Regions from separate parts of the Homo sapiens genome. Here region 1 is linked to region 2. A link is a loop called in an ENCODE intact Hi-C map of the cell type or tissue named here. Cell type or tissue: Caco-2. All regions are shown on one strand. Links, peaks and the distances in the headings refer to the core of each region. The heading gives the core; the rest is flanking DNA.

Region 1 (2,919 bases), core at 267-2,766, 76 kb before region 2:
CCAGGAGTTAACAGTGACTTCTAATTAAGGTCCTTCATAAAGGGCCAACAAAGCAGATTCTTTTTTTCCAGTATGCTTTTACTTGAGAACATAATCTAGTGTAGTAGATATACCCACACAGAGCTGCCGCTCCCCCATTCCACGTTCACAACTCTTGGTACTCACCAGACCCCTGCTTTCTCTGCCAATGTTTAATAGAATGAGAAAGATATCACATCAGATCTAGTCAAAGGAAAGTCTGATCAAGAATCATAATGTGATTAAATAAGGAAGGAAAATCTTAAGAAGAAGGATTTTGCCTATTTAGCTTTCTTGGTTTGAAAGTAACTGCGCTTAATTTTCGACAGAGAGACAAGTACTGCACAGTCCGTCTCTCGGTATCCAAGGGAGATTGGTTCCAGGACCCCCCAAGGATACCAAATTCCATAGATGCTCAAGTCCCTTATATAAAATGGCAAAGTATTTGCATATAAGCTACATACATCCTCCCGTATACAGCTGACCCTTGAACAACATGGGGTTTGGGGCGCTGACCCCTGTTACAGCTGAAAATTTTCATATAACTTCTGACTCCCTCAAAATTTAGCTAGTAATAGCCTCCTGCTGACCAGAAGTCTCACTGATAACACACAGACAATTAACACATATTTTGCATGTTTTATGTATTACATACTGTATTTTTACAATAAAGTAAGCTACAGGAAAAAAAAATTAAGAAAACCATATGGAAGAGAAAACACAATTTCTCTTCCTTAAGTGAAAGTGGATCATCGAAGTCTTCATCGTTGTTGTCTTCACGCTGACTAGCTGAGGAGGAGACGAAGGAGGAGTGGGGGGCTGGTCTTGCAGTTTCTGGGATGGCAGAGGCAGAAGGAAATCTGTGCATAGTGGACCTGCACAGTTGAAACCCATGTTGTTCAAGCATCAACTGTACTTTAATCTTCTCTAGATTACTTATAATCCCTAATACAATATAAACACTATGTAAATAGTTGTTATACTGTATTATTTAGGGAATAATGACAAAAAAACTACATGTTCAGTACGACACAATCATCCATTTTTTCCCAAATATTTTCAGTCTATGGTTGGTTGAATCCACAGATGTGGAACCCATGGATATGGTGGGCTGGTTGTACAGTAATTTTAAAGACATGGAATCTTCTGAAGAGAGGAATTCTTCTAATTGTACTTTCCTAGCCAGTCTCAGAAAGTAGTGTTAAGACTTTCAATTTAAGAACACAGTTTAACTGGAAAGCTTAACTGGAGACAACAAACAGAGCTACTTCTTTTAAAATTCTGTTTTGTCTCTGGCAGAAATTCACATTTGTTCCTTACTGTCATTCTTGTCTTTATTACTCATGTTCCCGCCTGAAAATTTCCAAATAAATTGTGTCATGCCTGTCAAAGCTGAATCTCAATCTCTCTTAATCTCCTGTCACCCTGCAGCTGGCAGCCTGCACACACCCCGTGCACTAACCATGGCTGTGGCTTCCTGACATCTCAGGCAGACAGGCTTTTAGGCCTCCGTACAAGCCAACACTCACAATACAGAATAGGAGAGTGGGAGAAGCAATGCGGCAACAAAGAGAAGAAAGCCTTCTGCTATTCCCTTCACCCACACCGTCCCTTACTTCTACGAAAGATGAATCTGTTTAATCTCAGGCTCTATGACAGCTCTTGAGGTACTCAATCAGTTTTTTTAGAACCTATCAGTCTCTTGACAGATTGACATTTATGATCCCAACAGCCTGTGCAAACATCAGTAAGAGCAATAATTAACGAACCCTCACACATCACTGCTGTTTCTCCTTCGACCACTTAAAAGGAGCTTTTAGCTGGTAAAACCTTTGTCCACGAAAAATACCACACTCTCACTGGAAAAACTGATAAAAGAGACTTGAAAAAAACCTGCTTTACAGGTACTTTCTGTGTTTCTCCTCATGCTTTGCTTTCGGGGTATATGCTGGGATTAGATTCATCTTCTCCTGACATTTTACTCTGTGTGCCATGAAAGACTTTGAGAAAACACCTTGCTACCCATTAAAAAAAAATTCCCACCTCATTTGACTGAAATTTTCCCTTCCTTTCTTAATGTTCCCAATGACCCTAAAATAATTTTGGAGTAACACATCTGTTGAAAAGCCATTGTGTGGACAGAGAACAAGGTTCAAGAGGCTGATTATTAAAATTTTGTGGAGAATGCCATCATCTTCATTTGATATGGAGACGAATCTAGCTTGAAATACTCCTAGGATGCCATGTCCTAGATCATAAACATTTAAAAAGTCAGTTGTTCACAAACTGCCAGGCAGTATAATTCCTAAGCATTAGTCTCCCTCTCCTCCTGGGAACACAAGATTGGGAAATCTGGAATGGCTGATCAGGAAGGCTGACCATCTTGGGAGTGCACCTGAGCTTTGAGGTCTTTGTCCTTAGTATGCTCAAAAAACATACGGCATCAGAAATCTTCCTGGGGCCAACTCTTATCATCTACCAATCAGATTTTGGTCCTCCGGATAGCAACGCAGAAGCTGCTTCTGCGGAGACATTTTTGACTAGAAGACAGTTTAAAGAGCCGCAGAACACACAGAAGTCAGGAGTCATAATAAAATTATCATATGCCCTTCAGGAGATGAGTACCCAAAACCCCAAAGGTATGTTTTAAAGACTGAGATTAGGTTTTTCACTTCCTCACAGCCCATCTTCCCTTCCCATTTCTGGTGCACAGGAACTTGGAAGCTGATTTTGGCGGTACACCATGATACCAGAAACAAGTGACTATGAACTCATCAAAAGATCAAGCAGGAGAAGCTAATGGGCCATGGGGGAACAGCTCTCCATCAAATAGAACAATCTTAAATGAAAGTCATGGCAGGCTGGGCGCAGTGACTCACGCCTGTAATCCCAGCACTTTGG
Region 2 (2,919 bases), core at 229-2,728:
CACATTTCAGGGAATATATTATTCTGTCCTGTCTTTAGCCAGGGAGAACAGACTCAAGAGTCTGGGAGAGAGGGGACCCTGAATTCTTGGCTGCACTCTCCTGGAGGAGACTTTCCATAACATGGAGCTGGGAGAGGTAATGGATGGAAGCTGGTTGTGGCTCAAATGCCACAAGGTCTCCAGTTCTTACTGAGATTTAGTAGACTTTATTGAAAGTATTTCTCCATTTGCTGTGTGCCCTTAGGACAATTTCCAGAGACTTTAAATGTTTTGCTTTAAATAATTTTAACTAAATGGCCTTTTCACCTAGAAGGTCAACCAAGCTCCACACACCAGCATTCTAGAAATTCCCACCCTAAACAATTTCTAGAAAATTAAAACATGGATATGAGATAGAATCTGCACCTTTCCTAGATTAGTGGTGTTTGCTGAGTTCTTGAATGACTCAATACTGCTTACACAACAGTTCATATTACAGAAAAAGAAAAGGCAGGAATTTGTATTAAGTACAATAAGAGAATTACATTAATGAGGATCTCCCATATGCTAATTAAGCAACCTAAGTTTACTATTTCGTCAGTGTCTAAATATAAACAATATTGATAACTCAGAACATGGGTACCTAAGAAAACAAATCACCCTCTCTCCCTTTTTGAGGATTATTTTTAAGACTTTCAAAGCTAAAATACACAATTATTATATATGTATTATCTTGGTTGCTTAGAAACCGTGAGACACGTCCTGAATAAGCAAAATTAGAGCAGCATAAGGAGGGAACCCTTTGTTAAAAAGAAGTTTAGAGAAAAATGCCTTGGCTATGATAATATATTTTGAAAATGAGACTGCAAAGTAAAGAAACATAATAGAAGATTCGGGATGTCACATGTGAAGATATTTTCTTAAGCAAAATACTTTTAAGTATTTCTTACTGCTCTCGAGTTACACACTTCAGCTATAGTTCACCAAGGAAAAAGAACTTTAATGCATGTATAAAACTTCCATAATCCCATGCATCAAAAAAGCCACCAAGAAAGAAAAGCAGGCCTATATTTATGAACCCCGAAAGCTCAACAGGAAATCAACTTTACACTAGGCCCAGGAAGTGTAAAAACTTAAATTTCCAGTAAACTGTGACTATTTAACAGCACAAATTAGAAGCAAGACAACCATCAACAATCCTATACATGTAATAGGAACCTTCTTATGTGCTGCTATTTCCATACTTAGAAAAAATAAAAATAAAAATAAAACCCTTTTTGGGAAGTGGTATGAGAACAATTGTATGTATCAAATTAAAAGTCAAATTTGAAGTATTAATCAAAAAGGCCTATGGGAAAATAAATACCATTCAATGAACAAGCTACAATTCCTGCTGAGGACTCAACTTAATTCCTCTTTTGTCTAGATCAACTTTTTAAAATGCCTAGAAGTCCCTATTTGGGGAGAAGATCCATTATCAGCTTTTGACAAAGAATCTTTTTTTCTTCCCCTTTTTAAAATATTAATTTTGAAGCCACACTGGAAAAAATGATCTTGTTTATTTTTAGTTACATTGGTCAAGAATCTTTCAAAAGATACTGCATATTTTTCAAGACAAGCCAGCAAACACATGATGTGCTCCCTCTGCTGGCTTTGCAGTAGTTCTTTCTTAGATGCTCCTTATATCTTGAACTGGAAATGCAAATACTTTTTTCCTAATAAAATAACTATCAAAGGGTGATACATCCCAGTATAATATATCAGGCGGCTTTTCAGTAAAGCAGGTTTAGCAACAGTATATTAGGCCAACCCCAATGGACTTTATCCTTTCTTATTCTGCATTATTTTCTTGCATTTTAACATCTCCATTTCTTGCATGGGTTGGAGTAGAGGTGGAGAAGGTAAAAGCTTCATACAAAGAGAAAAGGAAGAGACTAGTTTGCCCCACTAAATAAAAACACTGTAGATGCAATCTGGCACATTTAAGTTCACACAAAAGATGAAACTGAATGTAAAACATAATAGGCTTTTCTTAAAAAGCTGAGGAAATCACTGTTTAAGAAGCCCAACATTGTACTACCACTTTTTTTCAGATCCCTAAATGGACAAAAGGTTAGAAAATCAATGCACAAGCTAGAAAATATTTTTTCATTAGAAGTCTTTTTAAATTCTAGAATTTTAAGTCATTTGTAAAATAAAATTTATTTTGAAACAGTAAGTACCCTTTTAAACAAAGCTTTAACTCTGCTTGTTTAAATAAGCTATTAATTTTAATTATTTTGCCAAGTGCCATTAAATAAATGTCACAAGAGTTGTCATAGAGATACCCTGTGATTGACTGACTGACTGAGCTATCCCTGAAAGCTTTCAGAGAGAACATGAAAATCTACCTGCTTCTTGGCTATCAGTAAAACAAAAGATAGAAGGAGTTTCAATTCAAGGCACAGTTGCTAATTATGTAACAAGTACAGTCAATTATAGGCACTGACATAGAAAACTGTGGATTGGCATGTAAAATTCAGTACAAATAGAGAAATGAGTAAATGGAAAGGTGAATAATCTTTTCAGACACAGCTGAATTACTGCTTTAAACTACTAGCTGTCACACACATGCTGTTCTAATTACCTGGTTAAAGCAGCCTGCAGGCCATTCCTTGTGAACCCCTGTCTTAAAATGAGGTGACGAGGGGAAGGTTGCAATAAATATAAGTTCTATTAACTAGGTCAAACAAGTGGCTGGTGCAATGACATCAACTCTAGCTAGAGAAACATTTCAACTTGATTTACACAGAGAAAGGCAAAATTTCCTTTTTTAAAAAAATAATGAAGATTGGAAAAGCTGGATTAATATTTTCCAGCCTATTCCTGAATACAACATCCCTTCTCATTATAGATGAGAGTCTATATTATATGATGTTTAGTTTCTAGAGAGAGTAAACT

What was found. Hi-C counts contacts between places; a loop is a spot of excess contacts. Peaks named below come from ENCODE experiments on the same cell type or tissue, not always from the same donor. Only the 100,000 strongest peaks of a DNase experiment are listed, where the experiment ranks them.
Region 1: it touches region 2 in a loop (2.1-fold over the local background); 1 of 110 quality-filtered maps calls a loop at or near these places.

What each region holds. Positions count from the first base shown.
Region 1 is chr6:38,109,440-38,112,358 of GRCh38, reverse strand. All of the region lies in intron 4 of ZFAND3 (zinc finger AN1-type containing 3), which reads right to left. Among named protein-coding and RNA genes, the nearest start is that of ZFAND3, 290 kb to the right of the region's middle. In Caco-2, for the core only: no CTCF peak of the experiment used is centred there; a DNase peak (open chromatin) is centred at 1,788.
Region 2 is chr6:38,033,210-38,036,128 of GRCh38, reverse strand. All of the region lies in intron 2 of ZFAND3 (zinc finger AN1-type containing 3), which reads right to left. Among named protein-coding and RNA genes, the nearest start is that of ZFAND3, 210 kb to the right of the region's middle. In Caco-2, for the core only: a CTCF peak has its summit at 1,601 (motif pointing left); no DNase peak of the experiment used is centred there.